Linked DNA regions of Homo sapiens: region 2 is linked to region 1. Evidence: read pairs that join two places in POLR2A ChIA-PET (ENCODE). Cell type or tissue: HepG2. All regions are shown on one strand.

Evidence for each region. Peaks named below come from ENCODE experiments on the same cell type or tissue, not always from the same donor. Only the 100,000 strongest peaks of a DNase experiment are listed, where the experiment ranks them.
Region 2: POLR2A ChIA-PET joins it to region 1 with 5 read pairs; 2 of 35 experiments call an interaction of 5 or more read pairs at or near these places.

What each region holds. Positions count from the first base shown.
Region 1 is chr16:31,370,905-31,373,404 of GRCh38, reverse strand. It overlaps ITGAX (integrin subunit alpha X), which reads right to left. Exons shown (of 30, transcript NM_000887.5): 15 at 2,191-2,321; 16 at 1,908-2,071; 17 at 1,621-1,775; 18 at 896-1,027; 19 at 735-808; 20 at 15-156. Among named protein-coding and RNA genes, the nearest start is that of ITGAX, 17 kb to the right of the region's middle. In HepG2, no CTCF peak of the experiment used is centred here; a DNase peak (open chromatin) is centred at 1,424; H3K27me3 peaks cover 848 bases.
Region 2 is chr16:31,153,750-31,156,249 of GRCh38, reverse strand. No RefSeq gene overlaps it. Among named protein-coding and RNA genes, the nearest start is that of PRSS36, 4.9 kb to the right of the region's middle. In HepG2, no CTCF peak of the experiment used is centred here; no DNase peak of the experiment used is centred here; H3K27me3 peaks cover 714 bases.

The sequences.
Region 1 (2,500 bases):
CCCAGAGGGTGCACCTGGCCCTCTGCCACGTAGCGGTAGGACAGTCCTGCGGGGTGGGAGAAGGTGATGGTGGTTCCGTAGGAGTCTTCCCCGTCATTCCACACCATCACTTCTGCGTTCAGCTCCAGGTTACTCCCCACCAGCAGGGACTTCAAGCTGGGTATCAGGTGAAGGAAAGGAGAAGATGATTCTGTGACTGAGGCTAGAAATGGTCTGGGATAAAATGGGGTGGGTGGGGATTTGGGAGATAGACAGGGGACGGACCCCTGGGTTCTTCTTCTTCTTCTTCTTCTTCTTCTTCTTTTTTTTTAAGAGACAGAGTCCTGCTCTTTCACCCAGGCTGGAGTGCAGTGGTGTGATTATGGCTCACTGCAGCCTCCAACTCCAGAGCTCAAGCAATCCTTAAGCTTCAGCCTCCCAAGTAGCTGGGACTATAGGCATGCTCTACCACACTCAAGTGATGTTGTTGTTGTTGTTGTTGTTGTTGTTTTGTTTTTGTGGAAATGGGATCTCGCTCTGTTGCCCAGGCTGATCCCTAACTCCTGGCCTCAAAAGATCCTCCCACCTCGGCCTCCCAAAGTGCTGGGATTACAGGCGTGAGCCACTGTGCCCAGCCAAGACACCTGGGTTTTGACTATAGGATGAGACAATGTTAGGGAGAGCCAGAGGCAGGAGTCCCAGATTCCAGGAAGGAGGCTGGGGCAGTAGGGCAGGTCTAAGGTGGGGGCGCTCACCCTGGGAAGCTGAAGGAGATGCCGAGATTGTCCTGGCAGATATGGTCGGCTCCACAGTTCTTCTCAAAGGGTAGCTGCGTGGGAAGGCAACGGGGGGTTTTCTCCGAGACCCAGGCCCCACGCTGTGCACCCTCTCTGGGAGACCCAGTGCCAGGACTCACGGAGGCCGTGAAGTATCTCTGAGCATCGGCGGCCAGCATAGGCCGCAGGTTTCTGAAGGCAAGGAGGGGCTTGCCCACCAGCGTGAAGTTCAGACGCAAGGTAATGGGGGTCACAGAGTCCTCCACGCAGCTCTGGGGGACGGGCGTCGCGGGGAGCGGAGGGTAAGGGGAGGGTAAGAGCTGCGCTCGGCCTCATCCGCAGTTCTTATCCTGCCTCTGCCCAGCTCCCGCGCGGCTTCAGCTTCCTCCAGAGCCTGCTCAGCGTCACCGCCTTCAGGAGGCCTCCCTGACACCCTCTCTGTTCTCTCCCCTTGTTTGTCTTTGTTTTTTTCCTCCCCCCCCCCAGACCTCCCGATCAGCAATGACTGTTTTGGCCACCTATGCCCCTGGCCCCCAGGGCAAGGCCTGTCTCCCAGGAGCAGCTCGATAAACCCCTGTCCAGTGAATGCCTGAAAAAAAGCCCAGCCGGAAGCCCCAGAGCTCTCTCAGGTTGCCCAATTCTCTTTCCTGAAATCCAATCGTGTGGCCCCTGGAAATTGCAGCCGATCTCATCACTTGTTTGCTCGCTCACTCACTCACTGGCTAACGTGCAGTAAGCACGTCCTGCATGGCTGGTCCTGTGCTGGGCTGAGCCACAGGGAGGCCGGAACACAGCCTGTTCTCTCCCTGCCCTGCCTTCTGCCAGCCCCAGCGCGGCCGCCACCCACGTTCATGCCCAGACGCACCGGGAGCAGCAGGTTGAAGTTTTCACAGTGTGCCTTCAGCCCGAGGACTCGGACTCGGCTCAGACTCCGGTTCTTTGTTTCCTGGAAGGTGGCACGGGGACTCAGGCGGCCAGGGTCGAGGGCCAGGTCCAAGGTCACAGAGCTTTGGAGGTCACCTGTAGGCGGTCGCAGGGACGGCGTTGAGACAGGAACTCCTTGGGTGGACAATGAGCAGGGTGGGAGACAGGGGCCTGGGATGGGGGACTCCAGAGGTCAGGGTGTCCTGGGTTGGAGGGGAGGGGACTCACGGCTCCCAAGCAGGTTCTTAGAACGTTTGTCAATGTAAAGGCAGATGTTGGACTGTACCAGGGTCTGCTCAGAGACCACCTGCTCCCGACACTCAAACGCAGACCTGGGGATCTCGGCAGGTATGAACTGCATGCTCACCCCCACCCAGAGCACAGGTCTGGTCCTGCGGGCAGAGCACCGAGCTGAGGACAGGCCGTCGGCTCCTGGGAGCACCACGTGGGGTGGGCACCCCCATCTGAACCTAGGACCACCTGGGGAGCCTCTGAGAAAGGCTGCTCTCACCTGAGCAGGAGCACCTGGCCCCGGGCCCCCACAGCCAGGTCCACCAGTCCATCCTGGGTGAGGTCTTGACCCCCGCTCAGTGCCTGCCCAAAATACTGCAGCCTGGAGGAGAGCTGGGAGCCCGCGATCCGCTGGCCAGAGGAGAGAAGGGTGAATCAAGATGGAAAGTAGGGGAAGAAGTTGGAAATAAGTAACAAGGGGAATATGGAGGTAGGACCATCGGAAAGGGAGAGAAGGGGTGAGTTGTGAACAGATGTCACCAAGAAGAACCTGAAAAGAGGAGGTAGGAGTTGGGAGATGATTGCTAAGA
Region 2 (2,500 bases), 220 kb after region 1:
TTTAGAGATGGGGTCTCATTATGCTGCCCAAGCTAGTCTCAAAACTCCTGGGCTCAAGAGATCCTCCCACCTCAGCATCTCTAGCTAAGTTCATAGAGAGTCCTGATCTTAAGGGTACGGCTCAGTGAAACTCTGCATGTGTATATTCCTGTGTATATACACACCTACATCAAGATCTAGAACTTTCTTGCACTCTAGCAAGTTTCTCTGTGCTCCTTCCCACATAATATAATACTTCCACCAGAAGCAACCACTATTCTGATTCCTTTTTTTTTTTTTTTTTTTTTTTGAGATGGAATCTTGCTCTGTCACCCAGGCTGGAGTGCAGTGGTGCTATCTCGGCTCACTGCAACCTCCGCTTCCCAGGTTCAAGCGATTCTTCTGCTTCAGCTTCCTGAGTAGCTGGGATTACAGGCATGTGCCACCACACCCGGCTAATTTTTGTGTTTTAGTAGAGACAGGGTTTCACTGTGTTGGCTAGGCTGGTCTTGAACTCCTGACCTCAAGTGATCCGCCTGCCTCAGCCTCCCAAAGTGCTGGGATTACAGGTGTGAGCCACCGTGTCCGGCCACTATTCTGACTTCTACCACTGGGGATTAGTTATGCTTGTTCCTAAATTGCATATAATTGGAATCATGCAATATGACACATATTTGTTGAAAAAAAAATCTGTAAGATTCATCCATGTTGTTGCAGATATCAGTAATTCATTCTTTTTTATTGCTGCATAGTATTTCAGTGTATGACTATGCCACAATTTATCAATTTTCCTGGGGCCGGACATTTATGTTCTGGATCTTGGCTCTTGTATCTAGACCTTCTATGAGTGCCATGCTCTGCATATGCCTTATGGCACCCTCATTTCTCTTAGGTCTATACCTAGGATCTTGATTGTTGGGTCAAAATACAGGCATATGTTTAGCTTTCGTCTATTCTGCCAGTTATCTTTTCTTAATTTTTATTTTTAGGAATAGAGATGAAGTTTTCACTATGTTTTCCAGGCTGGTCTCAAGCTCCTGAGCTCAAGTGATGCTCTCGCCTCAGCCTCCCAAAGTGCTGGGATTACAAGGCATGAGCCACTGCGCCTGGTCTTTTTTTTTTTTTTTTTTTTTGAGACGGAGTCTCACTCTGTCGCCCAAGCTGCAGTGCAGTGGTGTGATCTCAGCTCATTGCAACCTCCGCCTCCCAGGTTCAAGCGATTCTCCTGCCTCAGCCTCCCGAGTAGCTGAGATTACAGGCGCCTGCCACCATGCCCGGCTAATTTTTTGTATTTTTAGTAGAGACGTGCCTAAGTTTTGTAATTTTAGTAGAGACGGGGTTTCACTGTGTTGGCGAGGCTGGTCTCGAACTCCTGACCTCAAGTGATCTGCCCACCTCAGCCTCCCAAAGTGCTGGGATGGATTACAGACGTGAGCCACCACACCCGGCCCCGTGCCAGACTTCTAATCTTTGAAATTGTAACATAATAAGTTGGTATTGTTTTAATCCACTGAGTATATGGGAATTTGTTACATCAGCAATGGAAAACTAATATACTAGTTCACCTATCATTTCCCCCTCCACTAGTCAGACCAGTAGAGAACTGCGTATGTATCACCTTTCTTACCCAGAGGCACCACCCACATATCCTTATTTTATTGACTGTGGTTTGTTTATGGTGTCATAGGCTGAAATTAAGCAGCACTATAAAAATCAACCTTAGGCATGGTGACACATGCCTGGAGTCCCAGCTACTCAGGAGACTGACATGGGAGAATCGATTGAGCCCAGGAGCTCGAGGCTGCAGTGAGCTATGACCATGCCACTGCACTCCAGCCTGGGTGACAGAGTGAGTCTCCATCTCTAAAAAAAAAAAAAGGCTGGGCATGGTGGTTCATGCTTGTAATCCCAGCACTTTGTGAGGCCAAGGCACGCAGATCACCTTAGGTCAGGAATTTGAGACCAGCCTGGCCAACATGGTGGAAACCCGTCTCCACTAAAAATACAAAATTAGCAGGGCATGGTGGTGGGCTCCTGTAATCCCAGCTACCCGGGAGGCTGAGGCAGGAGAATCACTTAAACCTGGGAGGTGGAGGTTGCAGTGAGCCGTGATCATGCCATTGCACTCCAACCTGGGCAAAAAGAGCGAAACATCATCTCAAAAAAAAAAAAAAAAAAAAAAAAAAAACCTCATGAAACTATTTGCTGTTTTTCACATGATGTTGTTAAGAAAGATTTTATTATACCCAAGTAAAGAGACATGATCTCCCAACCAGAATGGACTCGAACTCCTGGGCCCAAGGGATCCCCCCACCTCAGCCTCCAGAGTAGCAGGGACTACAGGCATGCACCGGCACACCTGGCTCCTCCAAGGAGAAATTTATTTTCTGTCCTTGAACCTGGAAGAGAGAGACTCCTGCTTGAGCTTCCCTCCTTACCTTGGCTGCTAGTTGCAATCAAGGGCATCTTAGAGTGGTGAAACCATAAGAATCACCTGGGCAGCTTTTGCAAACTGCACTTG